Regions from separate parts of the Homo sapiens genome. Here region 1 is linked to region 2. A link is a loop called in an ENCODE intact Hi-C map of the cell type or tissue named here. Cell type or tissue: HCT116. All regions are shown on one strand. Links, peaks and the distances in the headings refer to the core of each region. The heading gives the core; the rest is flanking DNA. Region 1 overlaps SYT13 (synaptotagmin 13). Region 2 overlaps LOC105376652 (a long non-coding RNA gene).

What was found. A loop is a pair of places that touch in the nucleus more often than their neighbours do. Peaks named below come from ENCODE experiments on the same cell type or tissue, not always from the same donor. Only the 100,000 strongest peaks of a DNase experiment are listed, where the experiment ranks them.
Region 1: it touches region 2 in a loop (4-fold over the local background); 10 of 110 quality-filtered maps call a loop at or near these places.

Annotation. Positions count from the first base shown.
Region 1 is chr11:45,245,114-45,260,719 of GRCh38, reverse strand. SYT13 (synaptotagmin 13) reads left to right here. Exons shown (of 6, transcript NM_020826.3): 2 at 4,829-5,054; 3 at 6,316-6,450; 4 at 7,998-8,299; 5 at 14,208-14,337. Among named protein-coding and RNA genes, the nearest start is that of SYT13, 33 kb to the left of the region's middle. In HCT116, for the core only: a CTCF peak has its summit at 8,158 (motif pointing left); a DNase peak (open chromatin) is centred at 8,099; H3K4me3 peaks cover 1,154 bases.
Region 2 is chr11:45,105,018-45,120,623 of GRCh38, reverse strand. It overlaps LOC105376652 (a long non-coding RNA gene), which reads left to right. Exons shown (of 6, transcript XR_931241.3): 4 at 9,448-9,603; 5 at 13,304-13,516; 6 at 13,866-14,139. It also overlaps a transcript of PRDM11 not described here. Among named protein-coding and RNA genes, the nearest start is that of PRDM11, 34 kb to the left of the region's middle. RefSeq lists an enhancer at 9,692-9,986 and a silencer at 14,835-14,924. In HCT116, for the core only: a CTCF peak has its summit at 9,837 (motif pointing left); a DNase peak (open chromatin) is centred at 9,823.

The DNA.
Region 1 (15,606 bases), core at 3,401-11,400, 140 kb before region 2:
ATGCAATGCCAAGAACAGCTGTGCACCCATCCTCTAATTGTTGAATGCCTGTCTCCACTGGAAATCTTCCCTCATTCATCCTGCAGATATACTTCCCAGGCTCTATTCCTGGGCTTCAAGGGACACGTAGACAGAGAATATCTGATTCTAAGTCCTGTCCCTCCTGCACCCATGGTGGAAGGCTGGAGCAAGGTCTCTCTCTAGGGCCCTGCTACCCTGAGCACCTCCTTCCCCCAGACATTCTTGTTCTTCACCTAGAACCCTCTCCCAGGCTCCCTCTCTCAACCCCTGAACCTATTTTCTGTTTCTCTGGCACTGAAGTTTCAGCTATTTAAGTGCAAATATAGATGCATTTGAAAGATGTGATGGAACCAGGTTTGAAATGCAATAAATAAGATTGCACAAGAGAAGGAGATAGGTAATCAGCTGCTGCTTTTGCTCCTTGAAAAGACTCATGTAGCTGTCATCAGACTCTGCTCTTGGCCTGGGCAAAGGCTGTAAGTCATTCCCAGCTAAAGCCAGCCATTTGCCACACAGGATAAAGTGGGATAAGAATAAACAGCAAATGAGGATGCCTTGGGCTGGATGCAGAGATTCAAGAGGGTTTCTTTCTACCCTAGGCCCAGTTTCTCTACACCAGGGTCATGATCTCCTGTGATGCTTGAAAAAGGCAATGCATCAGTTTGGGATGCTCTTGGCTGCAAGGCACAAAAATCCCAATTCAAACTGGCTTAAACAATAAGAACAGTACTACTCACGTAACTTGAAATGCAGAAGCAAGACAGATTGCTGGATTGGTTGGCTGAGCAGCTTAATGACATTGCCATCAAGGACACAGGTTCTTTCTGTCTCTCCACTCTGCTGCCCCAAGGCTGACTCACCTTGCAGTCACAAGGCAGGGCCACCCGCTTCCTGTCCAGGGAGGAGGGGACTTCTACTACTGTGGAATCCAAGTCCCTCCCTTCCATCTGGGTTGGTTTCCCCAGGACTGGTGCCAACCCCTGGGAATCAGTCACCAAGATAATGCCAAGAAATGGAAGGATCTGACCTCTTCCTGGGAGCTGGGGATGGGATGGAACCTAGACAACCTGGTGTTGTGTAGGGCGGGTAGATGGGAGAGGGAATGGATATTGGTAGACAACCAAGAAATGCCCAATCTTTTGCTCTAGGGGTGCATTTTAAGCTCTGGTAACAAGCTCCTGAGGTTATCAGGGACATACAAATTGAGATCCACTGAGGAGGGAGGAAGGCAGAGCCAGAGTGTCAAGACTTGAGGCAACACAGAGTGAACTTCATTCAGAGCTGAGCCCAGTGATTATTTCCCCCTTGAAAATGCAAATTCATCCAAATTGCATCAAACTGGGAATGAAGCCCAGCCCTTTTCTCAGACGATTGAATTGGGATGAAACCAAATATAAACACAAAAATGTTTCCCAGACCACCCAAACAGTCTTAGTTCTGGTCCCAACCAAGTGACAGTAGAGGGTGACTTTAAGTCAGGTGTGTGCTGAGGCCCAGCAGCCTCTGGGAACGCTTTTGTGCCGATGAATGGGAGGGAGTGGCAGTGGGTGGGCCCCTGAGATGCTGTGATTGCCATTTAGAATCCAGTGGCAAGACCGACAGGGATTTTGCAGGGGGCAAGGGGGTGGTGTTGAGAAGCAGCTGCAGGGCAATGGAAATGACAAGAAATTTGAAGTGAAAACATCTGGAGGCTGGATGATACATACCACTTGTCAGTTGTATGATCGTGAGCTTCCCTGAGCCTCAGTTTCCTCATTGTGAAACAGTAGGATGAAGGTAATACAGAGTTATATGAGATATTGAAGGTGGAGGTGACTTTGTGTAGGGTAGAAAGACGGGGACATTAGTCATCGCTCTGTGTGTCTCCTCCAAGGACCCTGAGCATCTGCTGTCAGAAGCACAGACTTTTACTCCCCCAAGCCCGGTCTTCGCCTCTGCCTTCCAAATCCCCCTCTCTTTCAAGGTCTCAGTCATGCCCTGGCTCCTCCCTGAAGGCCAGCTCGGCCTCCCAGGCACCCCTGATTGTGCCCTGCATGTACTGTGCACTGGCCATCATGTGTTATTTACACATACTGCCTCCCGTCTGCTTCTGTATTGTGGTCCAGAGTGGCCAAATATACTTATTTATTTCACCTGTTTGTGATCATCCCTAACTCACCTATACCTGAAAATAAAGCAATGGTGTCTCTCATCTCTTTGCAGCCTAAAAAAGCAACTCAGAATGTGGAGTGGGATAGCCTGCAAATCACTTGTCACTTAAGGTGACGGCCCAGAGAGGTGAAATGACCTGCCCAAAGTGACCCAGCTCCAGCGGCAGGGTTGGTACTGGAAGCCAGCCTCCTTGATGCCAGTGACACTCTCAGTGGGGGTGGAGGTGCAAAGGGGACCTGATTTTGTAAATCATACATGTCCCTCCCAGGGTGACTGGTTGCTGTGTGTAACAAGATAATGATAAATGTTTTTGATGGGGACTGCTGTGCTGGGGAAAGATTTGGAGGCAGGAAAAATGTCGAAAGCCATGGGGGCAGTGGGCTTTGGGCCAGGCTGATCTAGGCTTACTCTGCTGCTGCCCTCACCAGCTGCATGATTCCAAGTGACTTCACTCCACCGAAGTCAGAAATGCTTTTAGAGCCTATGCGTGCCAGGCACATTCAGTGGTGATCAGGCTAGAATCAGGTCCTCGCTTGGGTTACCTTATAATCTACTGTGCAGTGTTTCTGAGAGAAGAACTGAGGGTTTCTTATCTCTCCGAGCCTCAGTTTCCTTATCTGTACAAGAGGGGTAAGCTCTACCTTTTAGGGAAGTTCAGAAGAAAACACTTGGAAATGCAGGGGCAGGAAGTGGTTGTCCAAGAGGTCCCCGAGAGTCCGGCCCCTGCTTCCTGCCCCTTTGGGCCCTGCTGCAGCTTCTTATCCACATCCCCTCTGTTTGTCCAATGGATGAAACTAATTAAGGAATGCCCCTGTCACCTAGGTCCGGTCTCCTTCAGGAATGGTTGGGGACAGAGTCTCAACCAGGGCAGAATGTCCAGGATTCATCCTGGGATAATTAAATAAAGAGGGTACAAAAATTAGAAACACAACTTTTTGAAATAGTGTAAACTGTTAACTGCCTCTCCTGCCAGACCACGTCCACTCCCTCCCCTACACAGTGCAGGATCACTGCTGCCACTGGGTAGGGCAGCCTGAGTCCTGCTGCCAGCCATCTGCACCCACTACTCGCTTCAGCCATGGAGATGGGAGGGCCAGGAGGGCTAGCATGGAGGGCAGGAGGTTTCTTGGGAGACTCAGTCATAGACCTCAGTCTTCAGATCCGCCTGTCTTAACCTGAGGGCTTTTTTATGGGCTGCCCACCCAGAGTGCCAGCAGTTTAAGCTCTAGACCTGGCCTTCAATCCTGAGGACCAGGAAGGCTCCTATTGCTACCTGTCATACAACTTTGAGTCTCTCAAATAGGAGGGAAAGACAGAAGATCCCTGTCAATGTCTCTGTAGATGCTGTGTGAGGAGCCCCATATACTTAAGGGTTGACAAGCAGGTGGGTCTTTTTGAAAAGAAAGATTCCCTTTCGTTCCAAGCGAAAAGGGCCTAGCCTAGAGCACACAATTGGGCAAGTGGTACACAGGCTACATTTTGGCTTCTACTCTGTCCTCATCCAGAGATTTTTGTGCAGTGCACAAACCATTCAATATGGCAGCCCTAGTCACAGGTATTGATTGCATGCTCCCTGTGAGCTGACACCATGCTAGGCACAAGGGACACAGCAACTTGATGCCCAGTGACACTCTTACTGGGGGTGGAGGTGCAAAGGGAAATTGATTTTGCAAGTCATACATGTCTCTCCTAGGGTGACTAGTTGCTGTGTGTAATAAGATGATAAATATTTCCGATGGGGACTGCTCTGCTGGGGAAAGATTTGAAGGCAGGACAAACATCGAGAGCCATAGGGGCAGTGGGCTTTGGACCAGGCTAATCTAGGCAGGAGCAAGACAAGACATAATTCCTGTGCTCATAGATCTCACATGCTAGTGGGAGAGTCTTAATACAAACAGGCCAGCCTATGACCAAAACAATATAGGGTGAGATTGATGCTGTGAAGCAAAGAGTGGGATGTGGTGATAGGGAGGGACAGGCTTGGGGGAGGGATTTAATTTAGATTGTAAGGTTAGAGATGGACTCCTTGGTTCAGACTTCAGGTGTGAGATGGAGCCAGCCATGCAAAAACAGGTGGAGGTAGGGGTGGACAGTTTGGGAGGAAAAGTTAGGGGCTGGAAGCTGGACCAAGGAAAGAGCCCAAGCTGTTTGAGAAGCAGGGAGCTCAGTGACTGGAGATGAGCAAAGGAAGGATTGGGGGCGATATCAGAGAGATGAGCAGGATCAAGCTAGGCAAGCTGCAAGGAGTCTGGATTTTGTGTGGTGGGAGCCACTGGCATTTCTGAGCCATTAGGTGGAGAAGAGGAGGGAGGAAGGGAGAAGGGAGAAGGAAGAGGCAAGGGGAGCAGATGAGAGCAGCAGAGTGGGGACCACCTGCAGCAGGTCCAGGCAATATCCATGGGCGCAGCCATAGGATGGATGGGCCGATGGATGGAGGAGGTATGGATGAACAAGGCCCACATCTCAGTGGATTGTGGATTTGAGTGGGTTTGGAGATGATGTTAGACCTTCCTAGGTTGTGCTCTTCAGAGCAGAATGAAACCACAACTCTCCCTCTGCATCCTACAACAGGTCAGTTCACCGTTTCTCCCTTCCATGGGGGGAAACAGACAAGAGGGCTCCTTTGTGGACTAATCAGAGTAATTTGTGTTTGCAGTTCAATGTTAAAAAGTCCACGGAACCTGTTCAGCCCCGTGCCCTCCTCAAGTTCCCAGACATCTATGGACCCAGGCCAGCTGTGACGGCTCCAGAGGTCATCAACTATGCAGACTATTCACTGAGGTCTACGGAGGAGCCCACTGCACCTGCCAGCCCCCAACCCCCGAATGACAGTCGCCTCAAGAGGCAGGTCACAGAGGAGCTGTTCATCCTCCCTCAGAATGGTAGGGGTCTCCTGCCCCCTGCACTTCCATGGGCAGCACTCCAGTGGGGCTTGTCAATGTCTCTGTAGATGCTGTGTGTGGCCTGATGAGGAGGCCGAGTGCCCCGGCATTTGACGCTGGCCAAGCAGATGGGCACTGGGCCTCAGAATTATGGTCCTTTCTTCCTGACAACATGTTGCCATACCACTTCTCCCCCAGACCGCCAACTTTCCACTGGAAAATGGAGTCCCTTTCTAGTCATATGTGTGCAACTATGAGAGAGGATAAAGAGCCATGGTTAAAACCATGGGCTTCAGAGTCAAGGGTTTAATTTGCTGCCCTTTCATACACTTATTGTGTGGCATGGGTCATGCTGTAACTCCATGAACCTCGGTTTCTTCATCTATAAAATGAGACTAGACTATTATCTGTCTGGTAGGGGAGTTGTAAAGTGTAGATAAAATAACACACATAGAATGCTTAATTCAGAGCCTGGCACAAAGGAGGTAACAAAAAACATATTGGGTTTTTTGTTGTTTTTTTGAGATAAGGTCCCAGGCACATTTTTTTTGAGATGGGGTCTTGCTCTGTCTCCCAGGCTGGAGTTCAGTGGCATGATCGTGGGCCACTGCAGCCTCAATCTCCCAGGCTCCAGTGATCCTCTCACCTCGGCCTCCTGAGTACCTAGGACTACAGGTGCATGCCACCATGCCCAGATAATTTTTGCTTATTTTTTGTAGACATGAGATCTCACTATGTGGCCCAGGCTGGTCTCAAATTCCTGGGCTCAAGTGGTCTTCTTGCCTTGGCCTCTCGAAGTGCTGGGGTTACAGGCATGAGCCACCATGCCCCGTCGAAACATATTGTTATTATTTCTACTCTCCTTTTCATCAGCATCCACATCAAGAGTGCAGCACCTTTAGGTGTACTATGCTGCTGCTGGGCACTGGGGAAGATATGGGAAGAAGAGACATGATCGTCCCTGACCCAAAGAATATGTAGGCGTTTTAGAAAGACAAAACATAAAGCAGGGAGAGTAGATTGTTGTGTAGTCTCTGTTTTGTTTTGTGTGGTTGATGAGGGAGCCAGTGGACACAGATGCAGCCTAATGGGCTGTGACATTGACCCCACCTGTTGTCTTGGTGTGGCCACTGTGATTCTGCACACAGCTGGGAAGACTTGGGTTTGGGTTCCTGGCATAGGTGATAGAGATGAGAAAGGTGTAATCAGGAAAGCAGAACCCCAGTGTGGGTGGCAGTGACGATTTCGACTTTCTTAACAGGTGTGGTGGAGGATGTCTGTGTCATGGAGACCTGGAACCCAGAGAAGGCTGCCAGTTGGAACCAGGCCCCCAAACTCCACTACTGCCTGGACTATGACTGTCAGAAGGCAGAATTGTTTGTGACTCGCCTGGAAGGTATGGCTCTTATTTGACTCTCGTGGGCTTCTGTGTGTCTATCTCCCCTGGAGAAGCTGTGCAGGCAGGATGGGATCATCTGCAGCTGGAGAGAGCACTGGATTAGGACTCTAACAACCAGACCCTGGAACACATGGAGCTTAGACACAAAGATTTCCCACACTCCCAACCCCAACAGTCCAAAGTGGGGATTCCTGGTTGACAAACGTTTTTTCTCCAAATGGTGATTCAAGGACCAGACTCCTTCCAGCTGTGGCTCCATAACCCCCCTCTCCTTGTCATTTGTATCCTTGCCATCTGTATCTGGCAGATGGAAGGAGAAAGAGAAGGAGAGGGCGTAATCATTCCTTAACAGCCTTTACCTGGACTTGGTGGACGTCACTTCCGCTTGCATCCCATTGGCCGTAGCTCAGTCACATGAGCACACTCAACTGCAAAGTGGGCTGGGAAATGTGGGCCGACAGGTGCCCCGGAAGGAAAGGCAATGAGTTTGGGGTGAAGAACTAGTCGTCTCTGCCATAGATGAATTTGAAATTGGACAGGGCTTTGTGCTGGACACACAGCATGTTCCGAATGGTCAGAAAAGTTTCTACAATCTAAGAGCCAAGCGGCCTGAGGGTGGCAGGATGTCCTTGGTTTCTCTGCCCTGACAATTCACTTTAAGGTCAGCAACTAAAGCTAAGACTTTGCAAAGGAATCAGGGCTAGCAATGGGGTCAGATAAATTGGAATTTTGTATATAATTCTATTTTCTGAGGCTTTTTCCTTGTATTATCTTTTAAGATTTTAAAGCACCTTCCTCCTATACTTTATTATGTTTGGTCTTCACACTAGCGCATTTTACAGATTAGGAAACTGAGGTCTGGCAAGTCATATGACTTGTCAAAGATCACTGCATCTAACTGGTGACAGAGCCAGGACTAAGCAGTCCCTTGAAGTTCAGTGGAAAGCTCTTGCTGTTAAGACACATAGCCTCAGTTCTTCATCTTCTCTTCTTGTGAAATGTCAGCTACCACTTTCCAAACGATCCCTGAAGAGCCAGTCAGAAAAGTACCCAAGGTGTACATTTCTGGGCAGAGCCACACATTGTGAAGCATTGAAAACACCAAGGTTCAGAACATAAAGCCACACTCACTCATGAGGTAAGAGCCAAGTGATTCTCATGGAAAATGGTTATGTGGTGACTATTTAAAGTTCAGAACAAATGGTTACATGTCAGCAGCACCACTAATAAAGGCCCCCAGCAGCAAGCCTTGGCACCTTGGCAAAATTTCAGAATCCGGAGTTCAGAGGGCTCCAGGAAATGCCAAGTCTTGTCCCTGCTCTCCAAGAAAGAGAATCGGCATGTGCTGAGGCCAGCCCCCTCAAATGATCTATTTCTAAATGTCTCACTGAAAGGCGATTCCCTGGTGCCCAGGGTGGTCAGCCTTTCTGACACCCAAGGTCACGTCGTTAAGCTGGATTCCACAGCCCTAAGCAAGGCGTGCTTCTGCCCCCTCCACTTGTCCTCAGAAAGTCCCACGCCTGTGTTGTTCTCCTTGCCTGCAGCTGTGACCAGCAACCACGACGGAGGCTGTGACTGCTACGTCCAAGGGAGTGTGGCCAATAGGACCGGCTCTGTGGAGGCTCAGACAGCCCTAAAGAAGCGGCAGCTGCACACCACCTGGGAGGAGGGCCTGGTGCTCCCCCTGGCGGAGGAGGAGCTCCCCACAGCCACCCTGACGCTGACCTTGAGGACCTGCGACCGCTTCTCCCGTCACAGCGTGGCCGGGGAGCTCCGCCTGGGCCTGGACGGGACATCTGTGCCTCTAGGGGCTGCCCAGTGGGGCGAGCTGAAGACTTCAGCGAAGGTAGGGTAACCCCTGGGTTAGAAAGGTAAAACCTGCCCGTGCAGCATGGGATGGCAGAACCTGGTGTCCTCCCAGCAACTCAGTCTTAGGGAACAAGCCTCAGAGACCTCCCTGGCTTGGGGCTGGAAGGGAGGTTGGAATCTTGAATGGGGCAGAGGGCTAGAGGAGACCCATAGCCCAGGATCTGGGATTCCTAGTGTCTGCTCCTAGTCTTGGCTCTAACTTGCCATGCAAAGACTCTCTCTGCCGTCATGGAAAATGCCATGCTGTGTGTATTACCTTTACTGCTATGAAGTACTGTCCCCATTTCAATCCAGTTATACTCTGTGTGCTCCTACGATGTGGCAGACACTGCAGGACACTCTACCTTCCTCCGTTTGTGTAGGTGAGCATGAAGGGTGGAGCCCCACCACTCAGGAGTGTACAGACTAGGGGACAAATTGGCACAGACAAATGATGACGATATTTGATGTGTTCCACCCTGAGCCATGTAAGAGAGACCTAACCAATGTGCTCTGATAAAGAATTCTAGAAGGCCCCGTGTGCTAGGCTCTGAAGGAGCAATCAGGGCTGGGGGCAGGCCCAGAGCCCGGTGGTCCATGCAATCCCCAGACTCAAGATGATTTCCCCATATCTGCTGTTGGGGGGCCACAAGTGGGAAAGAAGGGTCTTCTGAGATGCCACAGCCCTCAAGAGAGGGGACCCTTGGGGAGAAAATCATTGTTTCCCATGCGCCAGGACAGCAAGGGGATCTGGGAAGGTCAGGGCTACAAGATGGTATGTAGTTACTTAGGCCCCTGGGTCAAAGCTCATCTAAGGGCCTGCACTGTGGTTCCTTGAGGAAACCTTCTGGGTGACTAGTCTCTCAACCAGATTGGCAGTGCTATACTGATCTAAAGACTGTATAACCTGCATAGCCCCAAATAGGTGTTATTATATTAGCCCCTTTCCAGAAAATGTTTGACAACCCTCATGCTAAAGCAAAAAGCAAAATACTGATTAGGGCACTATTTTTTTTTTTTTTTTTTTTTTTTAGACAGAGTCTCGCTCTGTTGCCAGGCTGGAGTGCAGTGGCGCGATCTCGGCTCACTGCAACCTCTGCCTCCTGGGTTCAAGCGATTCTCGTGCCTCAGCCTCCTGAGTAGCTGGGATTACAGCCACACGCCACCACGCCCAGCTAATTTTTGTATTTTTAGTAGAGACAGGGTTTCACCATGTTGGCCAGGATGGTCTTGATCTCCTGACCTTGTGATCTACCCCACCTCAGCCTCCCAAAGTCCTGGGATTACAGGCATGAGTCACTGCACCCGGCCAAGGGTACTATTTTTTAATGCTCACCATCAGTTACTATGCTTAGGACTCTACCTGAGTGCTGCCACTCTCCAAATCAACCAGATGAGAGAGACACCATGACTATCCCTCTTACAGATGAGGAAACAGGGTCATAGCAGTTCAGGAATCCACACAGGGTCCCACAGCCAGGAAATGGCAGACCTTGAGGCCGGGTTGGTCTGACTCGAAATCCTGTGCTATCTCATTACCTGCCATGAAAGCCACCTGACAAATATGAGGTGTGACCAGCAGGCACCTTTCCTAATAGACACCCAGACTGCAGGAGGGAAGAGTACGTTTCACCCGCTGTCTGCTCCTCTTTTTGCTATGATTTCCTCCTTGCTCCATTTTTTCCTCTTTCCCAGGCTCAGAAAATTGTTAGAAAAATCACAGCCACTCTCAGATGGAACTCAGCTGTTCCAAAGCCCACTCTCTAATTAGTGTGTGATTTGGGACTTCTGTGGAATCACAGATGGGGATCCTGGGAGAAGGCATCAATACTTAGGATTATTAAACTAGTAAACTAGCTTTCTCTCGAGATGCAGAGACTCCCCTGCTGGGCTCTGAGACTTGGTACAGCCCCAAAGGGCAGAAATCCAGCCAATCTAGGCAGAAGTCTCAGGCACCTAGCAGCTTCTCTCACTGCCCTCTAGAAGAGCAGCCATCATTCACTCATTCATTCATTCTGCAAATACCTTGCCCAGTTTCTACCATGTGCCAGGCGCTGTGCCAAGAGCTGGGGACATAGCAACAGTAATTAAGATGAAGCCCTGACCTTGCAGCTCATCCATCCTAATAATTATCATACTTTCTGTAGCTGTTTCTGTTCTGCAAATATGTACTCACAACCACTTTGATCACTGACCTGTTTACTACAAATGTGAACAACCTCAGAGGGTGGCATGGAGTCAGAAGTAGGAGGTGACTTTCTGGGTGTATAGGGCAGGAGAAAGCTGGAAGTCCAGGCCAGGCAGCCCCTCGCCCCAGCTAGAGGGTGTGGGCTGATTTGAACAAGGTGAGTGGAGCCCTCAGTCATTGCAGCCCAGATGTTTTTCTTCTCTAGGCCAGATGGGTTAACAGACTTGCCCACGGTGCCCAGTTCTAGCTGGAAGATACTCAGCCAAAAGTGCCATGTGCATCAAGAGTGACTCACAGGGCAATCCACTCCAAGAGCAGTCTTTGATTATTATTATTATATTTTAAGTTCTAGGATACATGTGCAGAACGTGTAGGTTTGTTACATAGGTACACATGTGCCATGTTGGTTTGCTGCGCTCATCAACTAGTCATCTACATTAGGTATTTCTCCTAATGCTATCCCTCCCCCAGGCCCCCACCCCTGACATGCCCTGGTGTGTGATGTTCCCCTCCCTGTGTCCAAGTGATCTCATTGTTCAATTCCCACCTAAGAGTGAGAACATGTGGTGTTTGGTTTTCAGTTCCTGTATTAGTTTGCTGAGAATGATAGTTTCCAGCTTCATCCATATCCCTGCAAAGGACATGATCTCATTCCTTTTTTATGGCTGCATAGTATTCCGTGCTGTATATGGGCCACATATTCTTTATTCAGTCTATCATTGATGGACATTTGGGTTGGTTCCAAGTCTGCTATTGTGAATAGTGCTGCAATAAACATATGTGTGTATGTGTCTTTATAGTAGCATGATTTATAATCCTTTGGGTATATACCCAGTAATGGGATGGCTGGGTCAAATGGTATTTCTAGTTCTAGATCCTTGAGGAATTGCCACACTGTCTTCCACAATGGTTGAACTAGTTTACAGTCCCACCAACAGTGTAAAAGCATTCCTTTTTCTCCACATCCTCTCCAGCTTCTGTTGTTTCCTGACTTTAATGATCGCCATTCTAACTGGCGTGAGATGGTATCTCATTGTGGTTTTGATTTGCATTTCTCTGATAAGCAGTGATGATGAGCATTTTTTCATATGTCTGTTGGCTGCATAAATGTCTTCTTTTGAGAAGTGTCTGTTCATATCCTTTGCCCACTTTTTGATGGGGCTGTTTGTTTTTTTTCTTGTAAATTTGTTTAATTTCTTTGTAGATTCTGGATATTAGCCTCCAAGGGTAGTCTTGCATGGTTCACTAAGACCTGAGAGAAAGAGAGGGGCAGGGAAAACCAGGGAAAGGAAGAAGAAAGAAAGGATTACTTTAGTCTGCAGGTACTTTCAGCAGCAGTGCCCAGGGAGCAGGTGTTGAAATTGTCTGGCTATGGTGCAGCCGGCTAGGCTAGTTAGACCTCACCCTATGCAAAAGTGAAAAGCCCTGCAGAGGCTGACAGGTGCTGACTCCTCTCACCTGGTCTGTAGGTAGCAGAGGACTCAAGTCTGGTAACCCTGTGGCTATAGCCCGGGCTACCTGTGGCCCTCTAATAATCAGTGATGAGCCAGGAGGCTGGTGCCCATCCCAACTCTGCAGTCACCTCTCTGGGTGCCTGGTACAAGTCCCTGGGCCTCAGTTCCTTCACTGTGAAATGAGAGGGTTAGGGAGGGCTGTCAACTGAGAAAGCTGGAGAGCCATGGATTCAGGACTTAAGTTTTGCTGTCAGACTGGACCTCCTTTCCAAGGCTTGGTTTTGCCACTTCCTGCCTACATGACCTCTGGCAATGATGTTCCCTTTCTGAATCTGAGGTTCTTGTGCTTAAAATGGGAACAAAATCAGTAGCCCTCTTGAGGTTGTCATCAAGATTATAAATGGAATGTGTTACCCTTTTTTCACAAATGTTTATTGTGTGCCCACTGTGTCCCAGGTGCTGGAGTTGCATAGTGTGAATGGAGGCCACAGTGGAGCTTACTTTCTAGTGGGATGGACAATGTAATTGCACTTCACACACAGTGTTTAATAAATGTTAGCTGCTACCATTCATTTCATTGCCAAGATCCTTTGAGGCTCCCAAATCATTTCTTCATATGACCAGTCCCTCAAGACTTGTGGAATCATTGGGGTCATGCAGAAATGGAGGCTTAGAAAAGTTAAGTAACTTACCCAAGGTCATAGAGGTAGTAAATGGTAGGATTGGAACTCAGACACAGTTAATCTGGTTTAGAGTCTATGCTCTCAGCATTACTCTTATTCTGGGTTATTAATAATTGTTGTTTTGACTGTTGTCATTAGAATTGTAATTTATGACCTTTACTAAGAACTTGCTATATGCATTTTCTCACTTCATCCTCTGATATCTATATTTCTTCATAGCATTTAATGCTGCCCGATGTTATATATTTAATCACTTCCTTTCTGTCTTCCCCATGTGACTGCAAGCTTCTTTGAGACTGATTCTGTTTAGTTCATGGCTTTAATTATGGCATCTGGAATATAGTAGGTGCATTGCATATGCTTGCTGAATGAATGAATCCACTAGAGGCCACAGTGAGCAAAGAAAAACCGATTTCAACCCTTCTGAGTGCCTGGTCCAGGATGGATGAACAGACATCCTGGGTGTGACAGAAGGGGAGGAAGCTTAGGGAGTCACGGTGGCTGTTAGCCAGGGCTCCAGCCTGGTACCAGACCTCATTGAATTACCCTCATTGCACAGCTGGGAAAGAGGGACAAAGCTGGAGGGAAGGGCCACAGGACTGAAAGCTGTGACATCTGGAGGGACAAGCTTCCATGGGGCCTTCCCCCACTCCCACTCCCCACTCCATCTTGGCACAGCAGGCCACACATCTGCCTCTTCCTTGGGATTTCGAGGGAAGGGCATCTTCTTCCTGCTCAACAGAGGAGACTTCTGACCTTCAGCTGATCCCTGCCCACACACTCCCTTCTCTTTCCTGCCAGGTCTCCCCAGAGCTTGGATTGCAACCAAACACCCACCTCCTAGGAGGGGTCTTTCGGTCATTCTTGTCCCTTGACGGATTTGTTGAAATTCCAAATAAACTCCTGTACGAATTTCAGGAGAGTTACTCTAAAGCTGCGTGCAGGGATAGATGTGTTTGTTTGGATGCCTCACAGGGGCATCAGCACCTCCTTCAAGGTGTGGTTATTGCCAGTTGCCTCTGGGCATGATCTACCATCATACACCCCAGCACTTCATTGACATTACTTGTCATTCTGTTGATGAAGCAACCTCCTGGAGCTGGAAAGAACTATCTTTTCAAACATAGTAATGAATTACAATTCTCCCGCTGCCCCAGGAACCTGATGGGTCCATGCAGGGATTCTGAAACTGTTCTCTGAGGCCCTAGAGGACAGAGGTGTCCCAGGAGCTTGGGGGTGGCAGAAGGTGAAGGGTAATGGGGAATTCTGGCCTCCTCCCCGCTGCTGCATTCTGAGTAGCCTTTCTTTGTTCTGTTTTGTATGTTGGATTTGAGTATATGGTATATGAAAAATCACATTTTGAGGCAAACAAAGAAACTGCTATTGAAGCGCATGCCGCATGGAATTCCTCTGTGCCTTGCTCTCTTCTGCAAGGGTGGACACCCCAGCATTGACGGGTAAATGGTTTCAAGGATGCGTGTTGGATGCAAATCCAGCATGGTTCCAGCTTCAGCATTTGTTGATGGGTTGGAAGGCGTCCCCAGGTGAGACTCCCCTCCTGCATCTCCTTTTCTGTTTCAGGAGCCATCTGCAGGAGCTGGAGAGGTCCTACTATCCATCAGCTACCTCCCGGCTGCCAACCGCCTCCTGGTGGTGCTGATTAAAGCCAAGAACCTCCACTCTAACCAGTCCAAGGAGCTCCTGGGGAAGGGTGAGTGAGATGTGAGAGGATGGCCAAGGCCCCTCCAGCTACCGGGAGTGTGTGCTGAGGGAGGTGGTGCCTGGGAGGAAATGGTCACAGGTAAGCAGGGAGGTGGAATATGAGCACATCTACGGAGCCATGCTCAGCGGTGTTCTTCACCCTAAGTTCACAAATTGATTTTCGAGGACACACTCACTTCTATGAGTTCCCATCCATTTACTCTTGGATCAATCCCATCCATTAGGACCCCAGTGTGAGCTACCTGGGGTTCCCTACCTTGGAGATCCACTATGAGAACCATCAGCCCTAACCACAGAGCACAAGAAGCCAAGGGTCAGACTATAGCCGTGGAGTGAAGGGCCTGGGCTGTCGGGAAAACTTGGCCCAGCCCTTGTCACCCACACCTGGCTGGACCCACCTTTCAGGCAGATGTCAGGAAGGCCAGGTTATTCCCCTCCTGTCTGAACTCACCACCACTGCACTCCTGCCACCCACCCCAGTCTCTTCTCTCTTCTCAGCCTTTGCCAACTGCCACCCTCACACCAGCTGAGTGTGGGTGATGGCAGAAGGTGTGTGGGTACATGGGCTGAGGCCTGAGGCTTCAGGCGTCTGTGCCCCATATACCCAAATAAGCTTTTCTGCAACACCCTGGAAGCCTCAGTTTTTCCTTCTGGATACCCCAGCCCAGGTCCAGCATCTCGGAGACCAAAACAAGCTCTCCTATATGAGCAGGAAAGCATCCTCAGCTAGCCAGATAATACCTGGACTGGAAGCCACATGCGCCTAGCAAGATATAAATAAGTCTCTATTTATAGCAGGGTACAAATAAAGAATTGCCACTGCATTCTGAATTTCGAGCAAAAGACTTGGGGCTAATGGAATCAGAAGAGTTGGTCTTGCTGGCAGGTTCCTGAGTCAAAGGTCAAAGTTCAATGCTTTTATCTCATTCCCTTTAGACAATTCTTTGCTTCTTGCTCTCTTTTATAGCTCCTGTCAGGACAATTACAGTACAACACTTCGTCTCTCAACTCTCTCTGTAGAAATAACAAACTAACCTCCCAGAGGTGATAATTACAGCAATAAATACAAAGTAACAATTATTCTCACATTAGCTTTGGAAACATTGACTAAGTAATCCAGTCCAGCCTTGTGATGTGACATGAAAGCTCGCCTGGTGACCTGTTTGTGGATTTCCTTGGGGCCAGCTCTCTTGGTGCAGTGCCCTGGGTTTGGGGGAGCGTGCAGGAACAGGCAGTCTGCCTTCATCCCTCTTCCACA
Region 2 (15,606 bases), core at 4,979-12,978:
AAATATATTTCACCTTTAATTTTAAAGGACATTTTAGTGGATATAGAATTCTAAGTTGGCAATATTCTTTTTCTAGCTTCCATAGATTCTAGTGAAGACCAGTGGTCAGTTTTACTGTTACTTCTTTTAAGGTAATGGTTCCTTTTTTCCTCTAGCAGCTTTTTACTGTTTGTCTTTGTCTTTGTCTTTCAGCAGTTTATTATGAGCCTGCATGTGGTTTTACATTGTATCTATCCTGCTTGGGTTTTGCCTTGCTTTATAAAACTAAATCTGTGGTATTTGGAAAATTCTCAGGCATGATTTATTCAAATACTGGTTATGCCTCATTCCTCTCTCCTTTCTTTCTGATACTCCACATATGTGTATGTTAGAACTTTTGTTAGTACCTCACATGCCTTTATGCTCTGTTCTGTTCCCTCTCCCTCCCAGCTTTATTTCTGTGTGCTTCAGTGTGGATAATTTCTATTGAGTTCCAGTTCACTATCCAGTCATACACTGTGTTCAGTCTCCTGTTAAATACATTCAACAAATTCTTAAAATTCTGATATATTTTCAATTCTAGAATGGCCATTGGATTTTTAAGAGATATTCTAACTATTTTAATTCTCCACTTTTTAATCCATCTTGCGCATCTTTTCCTGTATTTATTTTCACATGCTGATCATGGCTGTTTTTATGTCCTTACTGCTAACTCCAGTAACTGGGTCAGCAGTGGCTCTGCTATTTTTTGTTCACATTTTCCCCCTTCCTTGCTCATCTCCTACTTTGTCACTGTCACTGTCACTGCCAGATGCTGCTCATAGAAGGACCATAGAGGCTATAGATAATATCTTTCAGTAATTAGGGTTTAGTCTTTTATTCTGTTAAGAAAATGGGGTAAGGGACTGATAATCTTGTGGCTGCATTACAGTATTAGTAAGACTCAGTCCGCCACTGGTACCTGCCTATTCTTCCTGGTATGGCCTTACCAGGTGTTTTTTTTTTTTTTTTTTTTTTTTTTTTTTGAGACAGAATCTCGCTGTCACCCAGGTTGGAGTGCAGTGGCACTCACTGCAGGCTCCACCCACTGGGGTTCACGCAATTCTCCTGCCTCAGCCTCCCGCGTAGCTGGGACTACAGGCGCCCTCCACCTCGCCTGGCTAATTTTTTGTATTTTTTATAGTAGAGACAGGGTTTCACCGTGTTAGCCAGAATGGTCTCGATCTCCTGACCTCGTGATCCGCCCAACTCGGCCTCCCAAAGTGCTGGGATTACAGGCGTGAGCCACCGCGCCCGGCCGCCTTACCAGGTTTTTCATTGAGAATCTGAAAGTTCCGTCTGACCTTGGAATGTTTTGAGCTTCCCTCTTTCATTTGCCTACTCTCACAAGTTCAAAATCTGACAGATGTTTCAGGAAGGAAACTAGTTTGTGATTCTTGCAAGTAGGTCCCTGGTCTAGTGTGATTTGGTCTCCTAACCACCTATGCAAGAGTTTCTCCTTTGTCATTATAGATCAGAGCCTCAGCTTGCTGTAGCTCCAGAACACAGAAAACTTCTGTGGAAGAATATGGTCTTGTGTTTGGACCTCTTTTAGGTTATAAATCATTGCAGCTGACCCAGCAACCACCAAAAGGGATTATAATTTTTCTCTCCCTCAGTGGAGTTTCTCTGACTGGGCCAAGGCAGACTGCCAGTCCATGCCCAAAACGGACTATTTCAACCCCATACAAACTCTGACAGCTCTTTTCCTTCCTTTTCAATTTCATGCATTTTTTCTTCTTTCCTAATTGCCCTAGCTAGAACTATCAGTGCTATGCTGAGTAGAAATAACAAGAGTGAGTATTCATGTCTTATTGCTGATTTTGGAGGAAAAACATTTTGTCATTCATACTTAACCCAATATGAAATGAGTTACAGTATTTTATTATATCTCCATAGATTTCATTTATCATATGGAGGAAGTTCCCATCTACTGCTAATTTGCTGAATGCTTTTATCACAAATGAGTGTTAAATTCTGTCAAATCCTTTTTCTCTGCATCTGTTGAGATAATTGTATGATATTTCCTCTTTATTCCATTAACAGGTGAATTGGTTTTGGAATGTTAAAACAAACTTGCATTCCCGGGAGGAAACTCACTTAGTCATGATGTGTCATCATTTTTATGTGTTGATGAATTTAATTTGCTAATATTTTTTATTTTTGGTAGATTTTATTTTTTGAAGTTTTAGATTTACAGAAAAATTGGGAAAACAGTACAGAGTTCCTATGCACCCCTAACCAATTTCTCCTAACTATTATCCTACATAACTATATTTGTTACAGTTAATCAAACAATATTTTGATACATTATGATTAACTAAAGTCCATAGTTCATTCATATTTCTTTAGGTTTCACCTGGTTTTTTGTTTTGTTGTTTTTCTCCTTTTCTAGGATTTTATCCAGGATACCACATTGCATTTAACTGTCAAGTCTCTTTAAGATCCTCTTGGTTATGGCAATTTCAAAGACTTCTTTTCCTTCTCTTTTTTTCATGATCTTGATAGTTTTGAGGTGTTCTGGCCAGGCATTTTGTAGGATGTCCCACTGTTGGAATTTGTTCAATTTTTTTTTAATGTCATGACTGTGGTTATGGTTTATTGGGTGGAAAATCACAGTTAAAGTGCCATTTTCACCACATCATATCAAGTATATATATTGTCAACATTATCTATAACTGTTAATGTTGGCCTTAGAGACCTGGCTGAGTTAGTGTTGGTCAGGTTTTCCCACAGTACAGTTACTCGTTTTCCCTTCTTTCCATACTGTACTCGTCGGAACGAAGTCACTATTTGCAGCCAATACCTAAAGAGTGGGGAGCTGTGCTCCTCCTCTTTTTAAATTAACTTTTTTTTTTTGAGATGGCATCTTGCTCTATCACCCAGGCTGGAATGCAGTGCTGTGATCATGAATCACTGAAGCCTTAGACTCCTGGGTTCAAGTGATCCTCCAGCCTCAGCCTCTTGAGTAGCTGGGTGTACAGGTGCACGCCACCACACCAGTCTAATTATATTTTTTCTTGTAGAGGAGGGTTCTTGCTATGTTGCTCAGGCTAGTCTCAAACTTCTGTCCTCAGGCAGTCCTGCAGCCTCAGCTTCCTAAAGTGCTAGGATGACAGGCATTAGCACCACACTCAACCTGCTTCTCCTCTTTGAGGGCTGAGCATCTTTAAATAAATTATTTGGAATTCTTCTGCATGAGAGATTTATCTGCCTTCTCCCATTTATGAATTTATTGCATCAGTGACTTATATCAGTATGGACTTATGGATATTTATTTTATGCTTTGGGTTATCATCTAATGGAACTTTATTAATTTTATTGTTCAAATTATTTCCACGTTGGCCACTGGGAACTCTTTTTTTTTTTTTTTTTTTTTGAGATGGAGTCTCATCTCACTCTGTTGCCCAGGCTGGAGTGCAGTGGTATTATCTCGGCTCATTGCAACCTGCCTCCCAGGTTCAAGCAATTCTCCTGTCTCAGCCTCCCAAGTAGCTGGGACTATAGACGCACACCACCACACCCAGCTAATTTTTGTATTTTTAGTAGAGACAGGGTTTCACCATATTGGTGAGGCTGGTCTCGAACTCCTGACCTCAGGTAATCCTCCCACCTTGGCCTCCCAAAGTGCTGGGATTACAGGCGTGAGCCATTGCACCCGGAGGCATTGGGAACTCTTTAAGTGGACTCCTGTTCTCCTTTGACAGCTCATCAATTTGTGAGTATTTTTTTCTTTCTTGCATTTGAGCCTTTCCCTACTTTCTAGAGCTACAAGATGTTCCAGGCTCATGTCATATATTTCCTTCCCCAGTTCTAGAATCAGCCATTTGTCCAAGGAGCCCTGATTCTTATTGAAGTGTGATACATCATATTAGTTTTCTAGGACTGCCATAACAAAGTACAAAAGACTGGGTGGCTTAAACAACAAAAAATTATTTTCTCACATTTCTAGCTATAAATTTCTAAGCACTTTTAGCTGCACTTCACTCATTTTGAGATATATTTTCGTTATTATTCAGTCCAAAATATTTTATAATTTTCTGTCTGATTTCTACTTTCACCAAGGAGTTATTTAAAGATATGTTAATATCTAATTATCTGAGGATTTTCTAGATACCTTATTGTCATTGCTATCCAACTTAATTCTATTGTTGACAGAGAACATACTCTGTAAAGTTTCAATCTTTTGAAAAATTTTAAGGCTTATTTTGTAGCTTAGTATGTGGTATGTCTTGGTGAATGTTCTATATGTACTTGCAAAGAATATGTACTCTGGAGATGTTTGACGTGGTGTTCTATAAATGGTGTTAAATCAAAGCACTTTATAGTGTTATTCATAATCTTCTATACCTTAACTGATTTCTGGTCAGTTAGTTCTGTTAATTTCTGAGACAGGGGTTGTAGTGTCTCCAAACATGACTGTACATTTTGTCTATTTCTCCCTTTAGTCTAGTCAGGATTGCTTTTTTATGTATATTGAAGGTGATTTATTAGGCACATACACATTTGTATGTAATTGTTACACCTTTCTGATATTTGTAATTGTTTGTAATTGTCATGCCTTTCTGATAAAGTGTTCTTCATCTCAGCTGATACTGATTGTTTTAAAACATGTTTAACCTGATAATAATATCACTGCTCTAGCTTTTTTTTTTCTTTTTTTCTTTTTTTTTTTTTGAGATGGAGTTTCACTCGTCACCCAGGCTGGAGTGCAATGGCATGATCTTGGCTCACTGTAAACTCCACCACCCAGGTTCAAGTGAGTCTCCTACCTCAGCCTCCCAAGTAGCTGGAATTACAGGCACCTGCCACCACACCCAGCTGATTTTTCTATTTTTAGTAGAGACAGGGTTTCACCATGTTGGCCAGGCTGATCTCGAACTCCTGACGTCAGGTGATCCACCCCCGTCAGCCTCCCAAAGTGCTGGGATTATAGGCATGAGCCACCACACCTGGCCTGCTCTAGCTTTCTAATGCTTGCATGATATAACTTTTTGTCTTCTTATACCTTCAACCTAACTATATATTTCTATTGAAAGAGTGCCTCTTATAGAGAACACAATTGGTTCTTTCTCTTTTAGCTCAGTCTGATAAGCTCTGCTTTTTAACTAGAGTGTTTAATCCATTTATATTTAATATAATTATTGACATAGTTGAGTATAGGCCTATCAATTTTGCTGTTGATTTTCTATTTGTCACCTGAATCTTTTGTTCCTGTCTTCCTCCTTTTTTGTTTTCTTTTGAGTTAAACATTTTTTAAAGAACCTTTTCTCTATTACTTTTTATCAAAACCTCTTTGCATTAGCAAAACCTCTTTGCATTTGTAATATTTCCTCTAGCAATTTTAATATGAGTCCTTACCTTATCATAGATATTTTGTCACTTCACATCAAAGTAAGAACCTTTGCTTTGTGTTAATTTTATTTTATATATATATAGACATACACACACACACACACACACATGCTATATACATTATGAGCTCCATAATACCGTGTTATAATTTTTGCTCCAAATAATTATATCTTTTTTAGATTAAGGAAATAAAGTTTTTTCCTTTATAACGATTTACATGTGTACTATTTCTAATGTTCTTCATTCCTTCCTGTAAATCTGAGTATCCTTCAGTGTAATCTCCCTTCAGCCTAAAGAACTTCTTTTTGTATTTCTTGTGAAACAGGTCTACTGGCAGTGAGTTTTCTCAATTTTCATTTATTTGAAATATCTTTGTTTCCCCATGTTTATGGATTTTTTTCTGGATATATAATTCTAAGTTTTTTTTTCCCTTTCAGCACATTAAAGATGGTATTTCATTATGTTCTGGCTTCTATTGTCTCTGATGATAACTCATTCATTCTTCATGCAAGTGTTCCTCTATGTGTGATATGGTTTTTTTGTGTGTTTGGTTGTTTTGGTTTGGTTTTTGTTTTCATTGGCTGCTTTCAAGATTTTCTCTCTCTTTGATCTTTAGACTATGATGTGCCTAGGAACTGCTTCCTTTTATTTTTATCTTTCTTGGGGTTCAGTGAGCTTATTGAGTATATAAGTTGTGTTTTTCACCAAGTTTGGGACAGTTTATCAAATAATTTTTCTGCTCTGGTATCAATTTTCTCTCCTTCTAAGACTTTAATGACATGTGTTAAGGAAACTAATATTATCTTACAGATTTCTGAGACCCTGTTTAGTTTATTTCAAACCTTTTTCCACTTCAGATTAGATACTTTCTATTTATCAAGCTTCAAGTTCATTGACTCTTCTGCCAGTTTGTTTGTTGTTATGCATATCAGTGAATTTTTTAAATTTCATATATGGTACTTTTCAAGTCTAGAATTTCTATTTCTATTTGGTTCTTGTTTAGAGTTTCCACTTCTTTGCTGTGATTTTCCCTCTATTCATTCATTATAAACATTTTTGTTCTTTAAGTCCTTGAGCATATTTATAAAGTCTGCTTTAAATTCCCTGTGCTAATTCTAACATCTTTGACATGAGTGGTTCTATTGCACTTCCCCTGAGAATTGGGACAAGGATGCCCATTTTTACCACTTCTATTCAACATAGTACTGGAAGTCCTGGCCAGAGCAACCAGACAAGAGGAAGAAATAAAGGGCATCCAGATTGAAAAAGAGGAAGTCAAACTTTCACTATTCACTGATGATATGACTGTATACCTAGAAAACTCTAAAGACTTATCCAAAAAGCTCCTAGATCTGATAAACAAATCCAGTAGAGCCTCAGGATACAAAATCAATGTGATTTTTTGTAAAAAAAAAAAAAAACAAAACACACACACACACACACACACACACACACACACACAAATCAGTAGCACTCTTATACACCAACAACAACCAAGCTGAAATTCAATCATGAACTCACTCCCTTTTACAACAGCTGCAAAATAATAAATAAATAAATAATTTAGGAATATACTTAACCAAAGAGGTGAAAGATCTCTACAAGGAAAATTATAAAACACTGCTGAAAGAAATCATAGATAACACAAACAAATGGAAACACATCCCATGCTCATGGATAGGAAGAATCAATATTGTGAAGATGACCATACTGCCCAAAGCAATCTACAGATTCAATGCAATTCCCATCAAAATACCATAATCATTCTTCACAGAACTAGAAAAAACAATCCTAAAATTGTGGAACCCAAAAAATCCTGTATAACCAAAGCAATACTAAGCAAAAAGAACAAATCTGGAAGCATCACATTACTCGACTTCAAACTATATTATAAGGCTATAGTTACCAAAACAGTGTAGTACTGGTATAAAAACACACATGTAGACCAATGGAACAGAATAGAGAACCCGGAAATAAAGCCAAATAAGTACAGCCAACTGCTCTTTGATAAAGCATACAAAAACGTAAACTGGGGACAAGACGCTGTATTCAATAAATGGTGCTGGGAAAACTGGCAAGCCACATGTAGAAGAATGAAACTGGATTTCCATTTCTCACCTTATACAAAAATCGATTCATGGTGGATCAAAGACTTAAATCCAAGACCTGAAACCATAACATCTCTAGAAGATAACATCAGAAAAACTCTTCTAGACATTGGCTTAGGCAAAGAATTCATGACTAAGACCCCCAAAACAAATGCAACAAAAACAAAAATAAATGAATGGGACCTAATTAAACTAAAAAGCTTCTGCACAGCAAAAGAAATAATCAGCAGAGTAAACAAACAACCCACAGAGTGGGAGAAAATATTCATAAACTATGCATCCAGCAAAGGACTCATATCCAGAATCTGCAAGGCAGTCAAATTAGCAAGAAACACACACACACACACACACACAAATAATCCCATCAAAAAGTGGGCAAAGGACATGAATACACAGTTCTCAAAGGAATATATACAAAGAGCCAACAAACATACGAAAAAATGCTCAACATCACTAATCATCGGGGAAATGCAAATCCAAACCACAATGAGATACCACCTTACTCTTCCAAGAACGGCCATCATTAAAAAGTCAAAAAACAATAGGTGTTGGCATGGATGTCATGAAAAGGGAACACGTTTATGTTGCTGGTGAGAATGTAAATTAGTACAACCACTATGGAAAACAGTATGGAGATTCCTTAAAGAGCTAAATGTAGAACTACCATTTGATCTAGCAATCCCACTACTGGGTGTCTACCCAAAGAAAAATACATCATTATATGAAAAAAACACCTGTACACCCATTTATGCCTCACAATTTGCAATTGCAAAGTTATGGAGCCAACCTAAGTGCCCATCAACCAACCAGTGGATAAGAAAATGTGTTATATATACACCATGGAATATTACTCAGCCATAAGAATGAAATAATGTCTTTTGCAGCAACTTGGTTGGAGCTGGAGGCCATTATTCTAGGTGAAGTAACTTGGGAATGGAGAGCCAAATATTGTATGTTCTCACTTGTAAGTGGGAGCTAAGCTATGAGGATGCAAAGGCATTAGAATGATATAAGGGACTTTGGGGACTTGTGGGGGAAGGTTGGGAGGGTAATGGATAAAAGACTACATATTGGGTACAGTGTACACTGCTTGGGTGACCGGTGCACTAAAATCTCAGAAATCACTGCTAAAGAAGTTATTCATGTAATCAAAGACCACCTGTACCCCAAAAAACTATTACAATAAAAATTAAAGCTAAAAAAAGAGGTACTCAGAAAGTTGTCTGGGTGTTAGACATAGTCTCCCATTGTACAGTATCAGCCTGATTTGATCACCAGGATCAAATGTGCCACACAGCAGAGTGACTTCCTCCCATGTTGCCAGTTCAGTGGCAGGAGGCACCCATAGTGTCCAGTCTCATGGACCAACTCAATGGGCCCCTGGTTGTGTTCCGCGATGGAAGCATTTCTCCCTCGGGAACAAAACCTTTCAAATCGACAGAGCCCGGAGGGTTCGAGTGCATGTGGTTATTAGGTGTAATAGTGAGGAAAGCCACTCCCACTCTCTGATTTGGGGCCCTGTTATTGTGGATGTGGGAGGAACCATACCTTCTACTGGTCACCTCATCAAAGCATATTCTTCATCCTGTAAGACAGAACTTTAACCTTTCAGGCCATTGTCTCTCAAGCAGAACCTTAACTGAGTGTTCACATGGCCATTCCACCCTTCAGTTGGGCCAGCTGCTTCCAGATGAGAGAGAGTCCATGATAAGACTAGCGATTTCCACGGGCCCAAGGTCCCTGTTGTCCTGTCGCTGTGAAATGGGTTCGTTGGTCCGAAGCAATGTTGGGTGGAATGCCGTTTGGCATAGAGGGCACCCCGTAAGTCCAGAGATGGCAAAGAAGACGAGTAAATATCAAGAACCAAAAATAGGGAGACATGCTGGGAGAGAGATGGGAGGGGAAGTGGTGGAGGGACAGGGTGGGATGGATTGTAAGAAAGATAAATCTTCATCTTCCATCACAGTAAGTCAAAGATGGTGTCGAAAATGGTGAAATCAAGAACTAGTGCTTAGAATTATGGAGATTTAAAAACAGAAGAGACACCTCCCAGAGTTGCAAGTGGTCGCCTGTCCCAGAGAGCTGGTGAGATGAGGTGGGGAGGTGGCAGCTGAGTTTTATGGTAAGTCTCGGGGAACCATTGGACGTCGAAAACTGTAAAGCTTTTATTAAAAATAGTTGTGGAAATAGAAAGAAAAAAAGGGGGGTAAGGGGGGAATCTGACTCTTAGATTGGAATCTGGAGAGCTGATTGTCTTCTCCAAGTTTTCTGCCACCCAGGAGCAGAACCAGTGGTTTCTGGGCAACGCAAAGAAAGGCGCCTCTTGTTTGGGATACTTTACTGCCATCTGCTGGACAAATGAAGTAACACCTTTACAAATGGGTGAGGGAATGGGATGTGAAGCTCCTTGCACCCCGCACCTGGATTATGTCCTGCACAACCTGTATAGAGCAAGCGAGGCCTTGCAATTCGTGGCCACCGGTCCAGGACACTCCTGAAGGGGCCTTGTTTGGTGAGGTCGTTGCGCCGGGGAGGCCAGAGCAGCGGCCTGTCCTCTTTCTGGGCACTTTAGCCCCCAGGTCAGAGGAGAGCCCCTTGGCGGTTCCAGCTCACAGATAGTTGGGTCCGGCTGCATGTTGCTTTCAGGGTATTTCTCCTACCTGGCCCCATCAGTGACTGGCTTAGAAGAAATTCCTCAAACTCCTACCTGGCCCTTTAGAAAAATTGTAATGCTATCTAAATGCCCCACCTCTCATCCCCACCCCCCTTTTACGTTTTCCTGGTGAGTTCAATTAGGGTTGGGGGTGACATGTGGGCAAGCCAGATCTCTGTAAGGGCATGTACTCAGGGCTCTCATTTTTCTGGCTCCGAAGCTTAGCTGCCACTTCTTGGGTCTGCATAAGGATTAGTTGTTCTTGGAAGAAAAATAAAAGCCACCCCGATCCAAGAAAGGAGATGAAAAATTCTTTGTGTGAAGCTTAGCATTGCCAAAGGTGTAGGTACTGTCCCTCCCAGGGGTGTTTGCACGCAAAGTGTATAAACTACAGAAATAAAGGAGAGGTTTGGATGAAGGTCACTTTGGGTCACTGAGTTTTCCTAGTCAGAATCCTGACATATAGAGGGCTGATAACCACGTCTATGCTATCAGCAGGTCACACAGGGCACAGATGCCCACCTGCTCACTGCTGCAGTGCCTCCAGCTTTGAAAGGAGTGGTGACTGTGAGCAACCCTGGACACTGGAATGGGGAGGAAACATCCCTGAACAGGGCTTAGAGAGTATCATGGAACCAGAGACTCAGAAAGGGAAGGAATTTTAGAGACAAAAGCCCACCCTTCCCCATCTAGTGCTTCAATCTTTCTACCTTTTTGCTACCAGAAGGTTATCAGCTTACACTTACATACCCCTAGGGACAGGAGCTCACTACCTGATAAGCAGGCCCTGCTTTCCCTGGAAAGATCTGACTCAGAAAGCACTTCCTCCCACCATCCTAAATCTGCCCTGTTCCATCTCCCACACCTCAGTCTTGGTTGTGGCCCAGTGGAGCCACAGAGAACAGATACTCTCCCTCCTCCGCAGGATAGCCTCTGAATATTTTGAGAATGAGTAGGGCTCCTCCGAGTGGTCTCCTTTCTAGGGAGAGTTGATTAATTAGGACTCTTTTCATCTGTGCATGGTAGAGACAGGGCCTCACCATGTTTAGGGGCAACATGAGGAATTTCTGGTCACATAGCCCTGCGACATCCAAGGTGATGCTGGGTCAAGGAGAGTGAGTGATGTTGTCAGGGCACTGCTGTCTCTGGGTGTCCCTTTTCTTGAGCTGTGCTATTTTCCTTTCAAGGCAGGGGTGGGTAGAACCATGGCCACTGGCATTGCCAAGCCTGCATCCTACCTGTAGTAGCAAGAGACCGCCACTCCTCACCACTCTGGGTCAGGGCCAACTGCAGTTTCAGAGGGACAGAAATAGGAGGTGACCCAAAGAGGGTGCCTAAGCACAGGTCAGAGGTGAAAAGTCAGACTCAACCTTTCCTGAGGGGCGGGGACAACATTTTTCGGTTTCCAGCCTTGAGTGCCCAGAGGCCTGTGGCCAGGGGTGTTGACAGTCTCACAGGCTAAGCCCCGACATCTTCCTGGAGAGGCAACTTTCTTCACTGGAAGTCATTTAAAGCCCTATTTTTAGATTTAAACAAAAATGGAAACATTATGGAGCAGAATGCAGAATCTGCGTGTATTTTTTGAGACAAAACCCAAGACTTCAAAGAAATTTCACACTTGTGTCAGCTGCTTCAGGCAGGCTGCCTGGCCTGCGGGTGCATGTGTTAATTCTTGGTTGGCATTAGTGGGTATTTCAGGGGCAGGCTGAGAAAGTCTGAGTGGCACTGGGCCTGGGTCCCCACATAGCTACAGGCAGGGCTGGGGAGAAATGGGTCCAAGGACTTCAAAGACAGCTGCCACTGAGAGGCCCCTGGTGCCTCTGGGCACCACATTCCCTGAAAGGAGGCAGCTCGTCCTCACTCGGGAGTGAGGCCCCACCATGAGGACACACCTGCCTCTGGAATCCTGTCCAAGGGCAGGAGCCAGAGCCCAGGCTGAGCAAGGGATCCGTGGGCCCCAGCAGGAAATGCCAGCCGAGAGTGCAGGAGGCAGTGCCTGGCTGCTGCTTCCAGCTTTTCACAGAGCAGTGGGCACATGGGCAGGAGTGATCTTTGAAATATTTAACCCCAGAAGCTCATGGGACCAACAGTCAGAACAGACCTGGCCTGGTACTTGAGCAGGTCCCAGGGGCCCAATTGGACCAAGGCCACCCCTCAAGCTGCTGCATCATGGGGAGACACGGGGATCCCACGTAAGAGGCCAGGGCAGCAGGGCAGCGGGTCACACTCATGGGGAATTAGACAGCAGCTATTTACCAACTGGAGTGGACACATGCTGATATTTTAACAACCAGGATGGCAGCACTGGCTGAAAATGAGCCACGTGCATGGGTCTGATCAAGCGAGATTAAGATGAATCCAGGGCGGGGTGCAGTGGCTCACGCTTGTAATCCCAGCACTTTGGGAGGCCAAGGCCAGGAGTTTGAGACCAGCCTAGTCAACATGGTGAGACCCTGTCTCTACTAAAAATACAAAATACACACACAAAATAAGTTAGCCAGGCATGGTGGTGTAGACCTGTAGTCCCAGCTACTTGGGAGGCTGAGACATGAGAATCACTTGTACCCTGGAGTTGGAGGTTGCGATGAGTTGAGCTCTCACCACTGCACTCCAGCCTGGGTGACAGAGCGAGACTCTGTCTCACAAAAAAAAAAAAAAATCCAACCCACATTTATTGAGCACTTATTATATGCCAGGAACTGTGCTGGAGCCTTTATGTATATTAACTAGTTTAATTTGTACAATGCCACGCAAATCTATCAGTTCATTTAACACTACAGAGGATTGGTGTGAAAGCAACACGGAAAAGCCAGTCAGCAAACCTGACAGGCTTAGAGGAACCCCACCCCTACCCCTGCCCTGTCCCCCACTCAACTAGAGATGGGCATTTCCTTAAAGGCAGATGGCACAGAAGTCCAGACCTCCCTCTTGGCTTTCCCACTGCACCCCATCCACCCTCTGTTCTGCTTCATCAGTTGTCCACATTTGACATTCATTAGACTTACTCTTCACAACTGTATACACAAAACCATGTGTATCCATGCTGGTGGGGAGCATAAGAGGTTCTCAAGGGTCGTTTTGTGTGTACCTAATTTTTGCCTTACTGATTTAGAACTTGCCCCTGAAATGGGCTATGACTCATTGAACTATAATTAGCCCCGTTTTGCAGGTGAGAAAGTGGAGTTCGAAGATGTCATCAGCCCAGGTCACACAGATGGTGGAGACCAGTGTGGAGCCCGGGAGTGGGCTGAGCAGAGCATCTGGACTTTGAGCTTCCATCAGACCCTGAGATAGTCACCTGTCCTGGCTGCCTGGTGACCCTGGTGTGCTAACGTGGCACTTATCTTGCTCTATGGAGGCCCCTGGGCCCCCTAAACACCAGGTGGGTGCCTTCAGCCAGCCCCATACTGACCTGTGAAGCCCAGGTATTGCTGGCCAACCCACCCCACTCACAGACAGAAGCAGTTCTCCATCTTTTGGCTTTAGCAGATCTGCTTCATTTCTCCTCCCCACAAAGCCTGGACTTTGTTCTGGGGGTATCCCTGTTTGCAGTGAAGCTTTTTCACTCAGTGCTCAATCTGAGCCCAACTCCACCCCACATCTCTGATTCATAGACTTTTGTGACTGCCTTGACCAGTAGAGTATGGCAGAAGATGCTCTGTAACTTCCCAGGCTAGATCTAGAAAATGCCACGCATTTCTGCCTTGCTCTCCTGCGACATCCACTCTTAGAACCCAGTTGCTGTGCTAAAAAGAACTCACAGACCACGTGGAGTGGAGCAGATGGGTCAGTGTCCCAGGTGGCAGCCCGTGTCGGCCTCAGACCTGCACGTGAGGATGCCCACCAGAGGGTTCCTGCCACCACCGTCAAGTCACCCCAGCCTTAATCTTCCAGCCGGCGCCTCAGGCATTATGGGCAGAGGTAAACTGTCTCCATGATGCCCTTTCCAAATTTCTGACCCACAGAATCCATGGCTATAATAAAATGGCTGTCTTATGTGCTCAATTTTGGGGTGGTTTGTAGCATAGCAGTATAACTAGAACATCTAGCTCGTGAGAGAACCAGCAAAGAAAGCAAAAATCACCCCAGCCTATAAAGGGCCCTGAGGGTGGTGGGACCCATGGGTGACAGGAAACCAATCCCTGCACCCCAAGAGGTGGCAGGGCCTCCAACGAGAACGGCTGTGTGGCTTGCGAGGGAGCCTGCACCTTAAGCTGGGGCTGCCAACGGGGTGTAAACTGCTGAGCCCCTGGAAGCGCAGGAGCTTGGGACCTCCTACCTCTACAGACATGGCCAGCCTGGGCTTGAGGCCAGAGGGACTGCAGTGACCCCAGAGGCCCTTTCCTTCCCTCTGGGGCCACGGACACTTGCTGTCATCTGTGCTCTCTCAGGTGGGGGAAGTTCAGGCGTGGGTGAGCCCAGGAGGAGGAACTGGAGAGAAAATTTGAAAGCAAATGTGAAAACGGATGATTTCTTGCACATTTGAGTTTGCAAAGTAAAAGCCTTCTCGGTGCCAGGAACTCTTTGTTGCCTAAAGGAAATCATGTTAGAAGGGTCGGTCCAGCCTGACTTCATGGTCTCAGAGATGTGTGACCCTCACCCCTGGAGAGGCCTCTGTGGCCCTGGGGCTTAGCACCAAGCACTTTGTAGGGGTCTCAGAAATGCTGCCCACTAGAGCAGAGGGCTTCTGGGAAGAGCCATGGGCTCCTCCACTGCCTTGTAGCAGAGGCTGCCCCCAGGGAGAGGGAGGTGGGATCAGAGCCTGAGGCTACGTCCTGGCAATTGTTGTTGTGGCCACCAGGTGGCGGGCCAGGGCCATGCCAAGCTGTTGGGAAGGGCAATCCCAGAGGGGCCTGGACTGGGAGGCCCAGCTGCTTCCATGGCTCTGCTGTCACCACGGCTGGAGGGAGGGGCTGCAGAGTCAGCTGTAGCAGTGGAGGCTGAGGCCCTCTCACAGTGATGAGGTGGCTTTCAGAAGGCCTGAGCACCTGTGGTTCCCCTCGAGGCCTGGTGTGCAGAGGTCTGGCTTCCAGTCCCAGCTCTGCTGTGCAGCCTCAGACAAGCCCTTTCCCTCTCTGATAGATGAGGGTTCTCACTAGATGAGCTCAAGGCTTTTGCAGCACCTGGTGGCTATGACCAGTTGGGTGGCCTTAGGTAGGTCATGGGGTGCTATGGTCTGAATGTGTACTCCTCAAATTCCCACATTGAAACCTAATCACCGATGTGATGGTATTAGGAGGTGGGGCATTGAGGAGGCAATTAGGCCATGAGGACAGTTGACTGGGATTAGTGCCCTTATTAAATAGGTCTGAGGGAGCTCTTTCATCACTTATACTCTGTGAAGATACAGCAAGAAGTGCCATCTGTACATGAGAAAGTGGGTCTTCACCAGACACCAAATCTGGGGCACCTTGATCTTGGACTTCCCAGCTCCCAGAACTATAAGAAATACATGTTTGCTCTTTGTAAACC